2 separate regions of the Homo sapiens genome follow, and region 2 is linked to region 1. A link is an interaction called in ENCODE POLR2A ChIA-PET data of the cell type or tissue named here. Cell type or tissue: OCI-LY7. All regions are shown on one strand.

Region 1 (5,000 bases):
TTGAAAAAAAAAATCAGAATTAGGATTTCCGCTTTTATTTGGAGACAGCTATATTTTGTCCAATACTGCTGACATGGGTGATCAGGAATAAGGTCTAGGAAGCCTGATATCTCTGGACGTCTTTCTTTAAAGTAAACACAACTAACTCCTCACCGTACCCCACCACTCCCTAATCCCTGTTCCCCTGGATGATAAAGCTCTTTTGAAACACTCATTACAAAAGAATAAAGACAAGTAGTCTCTCATGAATGCTATTCGGAACCTCCGAGACAGGGGACTAGAGATGCAGAGCCGATTGAGGCGTGGAACCATCCCCCTGAACTTCCCCTTTGCTTCCCTCCTTCCTCCAGCAGCACGGCCAGCACCATCTCTTGTGTCCAGCGCCATCTCAAATTGCCGGCTCCCCACATTCCTCCCCCTTCCTCTCCTATATACCTGTCAAAGGAGGGACCGGCGAGGGTAGCTTTTACAGTGACTTGAGGGGAAGCTCATGGACCTTAGGGAAACAGGATTAAGTCTAGGAGTATTTTAGTTTCATATTATGGAGGAATCTGTTCTGAATCCAAAAAAAGAACCTGAAGTTTGAGGTGGATCACAAATACTTTCCAGTTTGCAGGTTCACTTCTGATCCCCAATACTGGCAAAGCTTCTGTAAAATGATTTTTAAAGGACAGATATATGAAAATGCTTTAGTATAAGGAGAAGTGGCCGAAGATTGATGTTTGCTTATTGATTATTTTTTGAGGCAGGGTCTCACTCTGTTGCCCAGGCTAGAATGCAGTGGTGTTGATATGGCTCATGACAGTCTTGACTTGTAGGGCTCTAGTGATTTTCCTGCCTTAGCCTCTCAAGTGGCTGGGACTACATGCTCATACCACCATGCCTGGCTAATTTTTAAATTTTTTGTACAGATGGGGTCTCACTATATTGCTGAGGCTGGTCTCAAGCCATCCTCCCATCATGGCCTCCCAAACTGCTGGAATTAGAGGAGTGAGCCACTATGCCCAGCAGATGTGTTTTTAAAATACAAATACCCAATAAACTATTCTTTTTTTTTTTTTTTTTTTTTTGAGATGAAGTCTGTTCACTCTGTTGCCCAGGCTGGAGTGCAGTGGCCTGATCTTGGCTCACTGCAACCTCCACCTCCTGGGTTCAAGCCATTCTCCTGCCTCAGCCTCCCTTGTAGCTGGGATTACAGGCGTGTGCCACCACGCCCAGCTAATTTTTGTATTTTTAGTAGAGACGTGGTTTCACCATGTTGGCCAGGCTGGTCTTGAACTCCTGACCTCAAGTGATCCACCCACCTCGGCCTCCCAAAGTGCTGGGATTATAAGCGTGAGCCACCACGTCCGGCCGACCCAACAAACTATTCTTAATGTGGCTTTGGTGACAGATAAAGTTCATGTGCAGAGCCTCTGAGCATTCACTCCAGTTTAGTGCCAACACTAGAAATATTTAATATAGTAAAAGCCAAAGAGACTAAGACTTATTGCTAGAAACCCAACAGCAATACAGTTTCACCAACCTTTTTATCTTTATCTTCCTCCAGTTTTGAAGAGCTCTCAGCGTATCTTTTCATTTCTGCAAGTTCTTCCTGAGCTTGCTGGAATTTTTGCAGAAGTTCATTTACTTCTTGCTCTTTGGATTTCAAGAGAGTCTGAATATTTTCCTTTTCTCTTTTCACCTGTGAGACCTCACTTCTAATCTGGACAACCTCTGAATGGACCTTCTCTTTCTCTTTCACAGATTCCTTTAATTTCGATGCCAACACACTCACTTCACTCTCTAAGGATGACTGGAGTTTTTCATAGGAAGACCGAGGTACCATTGCATCAGTCATAGCAGCTTTCTCTTCTAAGAGTTGTTTCTCCAGCTTTGCTACTTCCACTTCCTTGCTTGCAAGGTGTTCCTTAAGATTGCTTATTTTTTCTTCCATCTCTTTTGCTGCAGTCCGCAGCGTGGTTATCACTTGCAAATGTTCTGTGATAGAGACAGAGTTCTCTTTTTGTGCATCCACCAGTTGTTTGAGCTGGGTCAACTCATTCAACACTTTTGAATACTGAGACTTCATTTCAGACAGTGCATCTTCTGCTTTAGCCCTGGACACGTTTGTCAATTGCATCAGTTTCTCATGCTCTGCTTTATGGATATATTCAGCTGTGACATCCTCTAGAGATTTCCTCTTCCTGTAATCCTCCAGCTCAGCCTGGGCTTCTTTGTACAGCTGTGACAGCTCGCTCACCTGTTTATTGAGTTCATCTATCATCCTATTCATGGCTTCTTTCATGTCCTCAGCTTCATCACTGGCTTCCTGTGTCATCTGACTTTTTAGTGTGTCTTTTAATTTCATGATTTCTTCTTGGGCTTCTTGGTATTTCTCAAACAAAAATGCTTTCTCCTTATTCATATTCTCAATAACAGAGCAATATGAACTTTTCATTTCCTCGTACTCTTCCACAGGTGGCTTAATCACTGTACCTTTCTCCCTCTCTACCAGTTTTTCCTCTAACTCTCTCACTTTCTCTTTATTTCTTTCACTTTCTTCTAATGCATTCTGCAGATCCTGCTTTAGCACATTTATTTCCTCTTCCGTGACCCTCAGCTCGTGGAAATGTGAATAATTATCCATGCTTTCAGGTGAGACAAGACCGAGTTTCATCTGCTTCTGCACACTAAGGACTTCTTTCATAGCCTCCTCGTATTTGCTCTGAGTTTCTTTAAGTTTCTGGCTGAGGTCAGAGCTGTTCTCTGAAATCTCAGTGTTGTTTAAGCATACCAGTTCTGCCCTTCGGGATTGGAGTTCGACCTGTAGCTGTTTTCTCTCTGCTTCAGAGCTCTCTAATCTCTTCTGTAGATCTTGCAAAATCTCTTGCAGTTGCTGAATTCTGACATCATTGTCAGTAGTGGATTTACCTAAAGAATGTATTAAGACAGATGGAGATGATTTGGAGTCTGGGGGAGAGGTTTCACCAGGTTTTCCCAGGGATGGGCCCAAGTCAGTTTGGGTGGAATGGTATGAGTCAAAGCTTAGGTCTGCTTCCGCCTCCTTGGGTGATTTGGCCTAGGAAAAAAAAGCAAGAATTAAATGATATCAAAGGTCAGGAGATTGAGACCATCCTGGCTAACACGGTGAAACCCCGTCTCTACTAAAAAAAAATACAAAAAATTAGCCGGGCGTGGTGGCGGGCGCCTGTGATCCCAGCTACTCGGGAGGCTGAGGCAAGAGAATGGCGTGAACCCGGGAGGCGGAGCTTGCAGTGAGCCGAGATCGCGCCACTGCACTCCAGCCTGGGCGACAGAGCAAGACTCCGTCTCAAAAAAAAAAAAAAAAAAAAAAAAAAAAAAAAAAAAAGATACCAAAGGCGTGGTTAGCTAAGCAAGCAACTAGAATGAGAGGAGTAAATCCGCAACTTTGGTACGGGAGAGTAGCATGATCACTTTGCCTGTGTATTCTCATGCCATGAAAAAAGACAGTCTGGGACATGAGTGGGACTAATGACACAAAGCTTGCTTTGGGTTCTATTGGGACAGACGATTTGTGTCACTTTGAAAACACTAAAATTGTTTTCTCTACAAAGCCTCCAATTCAAAAATTTCCTTTATTTCTTATATCATTCTACTTGCCAAGAGGGGTAATGGATATATAGTACAGCTATTTCTTCTTCTTATTTTTTGGTACAGCCATTTCTTATCAAGTACTTAAACCTGTTAAATGATCAACTTTACTAAATGGATAATATTTTATATATATATATATATATATATACATACACACATACATATATAATTTAAAACGTAAAATTTTAATATATATAAAATCAAAATATAAAATTATATATTATGCATCATTCTATGCATATAGTATATTTTATATAGAATTTTTTCTATAAATTTTGTTTTATTTATATAATTTATTAAACATATAGAATATTTAATACTGATCATACTATGTGTATAATTATTTATAATTTACCAGTTGAATAATTTACAGAAAGAGTTAATGAATAACACTCTCATGAAACAAATAATCTGAAACTATAAGATGCTTAAAGCTAATATTTAAAAAGAAACTAATGTACACATTTAAAACAAAATACATCTGACTACTGAAAAGACCAAGAGCTTGACTCTACAGAATAGTCCATGATAGCAATCTATTTATATACCTGTAATTTATCTTGTAACTCCTTATTGTGTAAGGTAAGGGAAGCAACTTTTGCTTGCAATAGAGAGAGAAGATCTTGTTGGTCAGCTTCAGAACTTATATCCAATAAGCTATCAGCACCTTGGGAAAGAGAAAGCCATTTAAAATATAAAACAATTAAACTCTTATTTCTCTAACCTGAGACAAATTCACTTCCTAGCCTAATCCAGTTCTTCTTCCTGGCCCTAATTATAAAACGCCCTAGCAGCTGGATGGGTGAACTAAAATTTTCATTTTATATAGAAAGGAAACTGGGGTTTCCTTACTGTGGTATTGCTAGCACAATACTAGATACATGTGTACACAAGGCAATCTGAAAATTGATGAATTTGGTCATATATTTCCTATTCATTTGCTTAAGTGTCATATCTTGGTTGTTTTTGGTTCTTCCCTGTGCCTTGTAAGTCTCAGTTATGTGAATCATTTTAGAAATGTCTCTGGAATCTGGTTTATTTCTTTCCCCCTACCACCATTACTGTAGTTAAGACTTTATCACCTTACTTGGAAACTCTGCAAACAGCTTCCCAACAAATCTCTGCCTCTCTCTTCTTCCCAGTGAAACTGTAGCCTGCACAGCAACGTCAGACCAGTCTTCCTAAAACATACTTTGATTGGGTCATTCCTCTGGGTCAAGTGCTTTAATTGTTTTCCCTCCAAAAATAATCTCCAAATTCCTTTATCTGGGTTCAGGCCTCTATGATTTGGCTCCAGTCTACTTCTTCAGGTTCATGACACTGCTACTTTTCTAGATTCCTATTTTCCTCAGATTCATGGTTCCCATCACACCCTCTACATT
Region 2 (5,000 bases), 270 kb after region 1:
TTGCAGATGGTAGATCATGGAATTTATAAGCCTCCATCATTGAATGAGGCAATTCCTCACAATAAATCTCTTTCTACATATCTGTTTATATCCTATTAGTTTTGTTTCTCTGGAGAACCTTGACTAATACAAATATTCTTGAAATGAAACAATAGCTCATTTATTTGGAATAGGTTCCTAGAAATAGGATTACTGGACCAACAGGAATTACAAAATGCAGTTTGATTAATTTAAATATATGCAACTTGAAGGATGCTATGTTTGTATTATGGCCAATGCCATATGTCTGCATTGTCACATGGAAAGTCTGAGGCCAAATAGAGCTTTCCATTTTGTAGAGTCAGCTTCTGACACATTTTGCAGAAAGATAAAGGTTTGCTTTCTGCATCGTTCTGCCCAAATCTCTCTGCCGCCCACACTACCACATTACTATCTCTTATACTTAGGTGCTGAGAGATATCTGCTGTAGACTTGGGTCTGAGGGGATGTATTTGTCAGAGATCTTAGCACAAGCCGCTGAAACCAAGCCTGGCCAATTTAAGCAGTAAGAAGTGTATTAAAATATTAGGTCATTAACTAAATTTCCAGGAGCTCCAGAGAGCTAGGACTGGAGCCCATGTGGCCAGGATAAACCTCCCATATCACAGCAGAACCATTCCTAAGAAGACTCCGCTGCTTGCACCACCTTGCTGTGACTGTCTCTGGAGGTCACCATCACCTCTGCCTCCATTGCAGTAGGGTAGATGCCAGTGGACCCTGAAGCTCCTGAGTCACTCTCCAGTACAGATGCTCTGGTTAGGCATCTTGTAGGTGTCTTAATTCAAGTTGCAAAGGAGGCTAAAAAAGCAAGAGTCTGTCACTGGAAGTGGCTCATGCTTCCCACCAAGACATCAAAAGGGGCTGCCCATAATATTGAAGAATGGCTCAGATGCTGAGCTGCCAAAAATGAATGACAAATGCTTACCATAGACAGTAACAATGACAGTCAAGCCGCTGGAAGCCTAGTGTCTATTCTAGGAGGCGGGAGACAGATGGGCCTTTCTGTTCACTACAGTGGAGGAACCAGGTCTGATTCATCATCGTTTTCTAGTTCTGAGGAGAAGGTAGGTGTGCAGTAAGTTTTTCCTGGGTGAATGAATGGTTAGACACTGCTGATGAAGAGGGATGCTGTCCTTTATGCAGGGTGCTGATGCTCTCCATGCCATTCTGTTTCATGGATGCTGTCACTGGGAGTAGGATATCACGTGTCAGGCTGAAGACACCCACTGTCACATGGTCTTCACCGGCCTCCATTTTGGGGAGAAGGGAATTGTTTAAGCCACACTGGCTCTGTTTTCTCAATCTCCAAAAAGGGTACTGAGGACTGGTTTTTAAGTGTATTCTCTTGTAAGATGAAAAACAATAATTTCCACATTAAGAAAAAAATCCAATGAGACTGAAAATTCAGGACACCTGGTGGAAACTTGAAGCTTTTTACAAGAGCCACTATTCAGGCCCAAAAGGGTCACACAGGAAAGCATATGCCATTCTGGATTTTTGTTTCTGGATATTTTATTGTTTTGCTCTCTTACACCACTCCAGCACTGCACACTCTTTAAAAATAAAATAATTTTTAAGAGAGCTGGTTGTGTACGTTTATAGATAGGAGAGAGGAGTTTGGATAAGTAGCCAATTCTGACTGATTTTGATTTCCTAAGTCTGATTTCCATAATTAGAAAAGGGGAACGCAGTCACAGATGATGTCATCTGTTGGAACCACTGAAGAATGAAGACAGTTGGGTTGCTGCCTTTGTTCATTCTGGCTTTTGCCAAGTGTGGAAGTGGAACAGCAGCTTGGGATCATGGTTGGCAAGGCACCTGAATGTCAGAGCTTGTTTTGCAGGACCTTGAAGGCAATTCCTTTTAAAGGCACCAGGTCTCTATCCTATTTTGTGTCAGTTTTTTTTCCCTCCTTCCTAAATAGATCATTTCTAGCTGTAGATATCACAAATGCAATTTACACTTCATTCAGACATCTGAGACACCGTATGCTAACTAACAACAGAAGTTGGAGTAAAAAAAGCAGGGAAGTGAAAAACACAAGCCTTCTTTGGCTCACCAGTACACCCACTAAATCTCATCCAGCAAAACTGTTTTACATTGAGACCAGCTTGCCTAATGGTGATGCGTCTCCAATCCCATATGGATTTGACGTTTTCTTGCAGTGTGCTTTTCCCTCACTATGCAGATACTAACTGATCTGCCTCCTCCCAGATTTTTTCAAGTAATTGGTTGCTTGCTGTCTGCAAACCCAGACACTTTTGAGGTATAACATGAACCACCCTCTTAACCAGTGTTTTCGTGTTTGAGTTGCTGCCACTGATGCTGCTCCTGGGAGCCAGCCGACGGGTCAAGTCCCTTTCGGCTGATGAAGATGTGGATGCTCAGAGCTCGGAGTTAAAATCCAACAAGTGGCCGGGCGCGGCCGGAAGCGGTGGCTCACACCTGTAATCCCAGCACTTTGGGAAGCCGAGGCGGGCGTTTTCACCTGAGGTCAGGAGTTCGAGACCAGCCTGACCAACATGGCAAAATCCTGTCTCTACTAAAAAAATACAAAAATTAGCCAGGTGTGGTGGTGCACAACTGTAGTCCCAGCTACTTCAGAGGCTGAGACAGGAGAATCGCTTGAACCCTGGAGGCGGGAGGTTGCAGTGAGCTGAGATCGTACCACTGCATTCCAGCCTGGGTGACAGAGTGAGACTCTGTCTCAAAAATAAATAAAATAAAATAAAATAAAATAAAATCCAACAAGTAACAAAGTTGGACAAGGTCTCCTAGGTCACTTCCAGCCCTAATTTCTCCTGTATTCCCCAGCATAGCCCCAGCAATTGAGAGCATGTAATAAGTATTAACAACTGCATGTGTTGACAGGGCTGAATATATTTAAACACAGGATAACAATGGCAAACATTTGCAGAGTGTTCACTACGTGCCAGGCACCATACTACTTAGCACCTTACATGTATGATCTCAGTCAGTTCTCACAGCAATGCCACAAGGAAAGAACTATTATTACTCCTATTTTAGAGACGGGGAAACTGAGGCAGCAGATGGCTTAAGTAACTTGCCCAAGGCTGCATTTAGTAAGACGCAGAGCTGCAGTATGAACAATGGCCATCCCACTCCAAAGTCCACATTCTTCAGAATTATAACAACATCAATAATAAGACAACAAATATTTACATAGTGTGCCAGACACTTGTTTAAGGGTGGTATGTGGAATCAACTCCTATAATTTTTACAAAAAAAAAAATGAGAAAAGTCTACCTTTTACAGATGAGAAAATGGAAATGCAGAGATGTTAAGGAACTTGCTCAAGGTCACGCAGTGTGTAAGGGCCAGAGCTGGGATCTGAAGGATCTGAACCTAGGCTTCAGAGTATGTGTTCTTAACCACATGCTGTTTGGGAGGCACTTCCTTGATTTGGCTACAGAATTATGATAAAGCTACCCCTCCTCATCCATGACAAGGAAGGAGAGTGCAGCTTCCAGTTAGGAGTTCTTTTGGTCAGGTTCTGTGCTCTGTGTTTCTAAGTCATGCTATCAGCACCTGTGTGGACATCTCTACTCCTCCCATATGCAGATGGCTTTCATGGGTGGTCCAAATGGCCTAAATCATTTCCTGCATATTTCTAAGAAAGGAAAAAAGTGTGACCGTAATTACTTCCACAAGGGAGGATCAGTGGTTCCAAGTATGAATCCTAGTGTGGTGAAGGGAACCAAAATGTGCTACCCCTAAATACGCATCTTTGGATCTTTGGCAGATAGATTATTTTGAACTAAAAACCATGGAGAATGAGCAGACCTAGGAAAAGCTCCAATTTTTTTTTTTTTTTTTTTTTTTGAGATGGAGTTTTGTTCTTTCTCCCAGGCTGGAGCGAAGTAGGATGATCTTGGTTCACTGCAACCTCCACTCCCCGGGTTCAAGCGATTCTCCTGCCTCAGCCTCCCAAGTAAATGGGATTATAGGGGCCTGCCACCACACCTTGCTCATTCTTTTGTAGAGATGGGGTTTCACCATGTTGGCCAGGCTGTTCTCAAACTCCTGATCTCAGGTGATCCACCTGCCTCAGCCTCCCAAAGTGCAGGATTACAGACGTAAGCCACCACGCATGGTAAAAAGCTCTTTAAAAATGGAGTACAAGTTTTTTTTTTTTTTGTAAAAAGAAAAGAAATTACGTCTGGGCGCGGTGGCTCATGCCTGTAATCCCAGCACTTTGGGAGGCCAAGGCAGGTGAATCTCCTGAGGTCAGGAGTTTGAGATCAGCCTGACCAACATGGCGAAACCCTGTTTCTACTAAAAATACAAAATTAGCTGGGCATAGTGGCAGGTGCCGGTAATCCCAGCTAGTCGGGAGGCTGAGGCAGGAGAATTGCTTGTACCCAGGAGGCAGAGCTTGCAGTGAGCCGAGATGGCTCCATTGCACTCCAGCCTGGCAACAAGAGCGAAACTCCGTCTCAAAAAAATAATAAATAAATAAATAAAAATTACATTTATAAAGGAGATTTTTATATTAAAAGGTGTCACCTACCAGGATGAGCAGGACTCTTAACTCTTATCATCAGAGATGGCACTGACTTCAATCTGCACAACCAACCTTACTAAACGATTCTTGTTTACCATACTTTTGCTGGTTACCTTCTCATAACTTGCCTTCCCGGCCCCAAGGTTCCAATTCCTTTTTGCCTTGTTTAGCCTTAAGATGATATATTGTATAAGTCCAAGTTTTCACCACCACTTTGGGTTGCTTGTCACTGGGTGTGCCCTTGTGGAGACATGATCCACGTGTTAGTAAACTTCTGTTTGTTTTTTTCTTGTTGATCTGTCTCTTGTGAACCTAATTTATAGGGCCCCATCCGGAGGACCTAAGATAGGCAGAGAAAAAATATTTTTTCCCCTCCTCTCCAGAGGGAACAGTGTACTGGTCCCTGGAATCTAAAGTGCACAGAACATGCAGTAGG

The links. ChIA-PET counts read pairs that join two places held together with the same protein. Peaks named below come from ENCODE experiments on the same cell type or tissue, not always from the same donor. Only the 100,000 strongest peaks of a DNase experiment are listed, where the experiment ranks them.
Region 2: POLR2A ChIA-PET joins it to region 1 with 5 read pairs; 2 of 35 experiments call an interaction of 5 or more read pairs at or near these places.

What each region holds. Positions count from the first base shown.
Region 1 is chr5:34,821,017-34,826,016 of GRCh38, reverse strand. RAI14 (retinoic acid induced 14) reads right to left here. Exons shown (of 18, transcript NM_015577.3): 14 at 4,167-4,285; 15 at 1,526-3,061. Among named protein-coding and RNA genes, the nearest start is that of TTC23L, 16 kb to the left of the region's middle. In OCI-LY7, no CTCF peak of the experiment used is centred here; a DNase peak (open chromatin) is centred at 2,196; H3K4me3 peaks cover 2,698 bases; H3K27ac peaks cover 1,545 bases.
Region 2 is chr5:34,549,115-34,554,114 of GRCh38, reverse strand. No RefSeq gene overlaps it. Among named protein-coding and RNA genes, the nearest start is that of RAI14-DT, 100 kb to the left of the region's middle. In OCI-LY7, no CTCF peak of the experiment used is centred here; no DNase peak of the experiment used is centred here.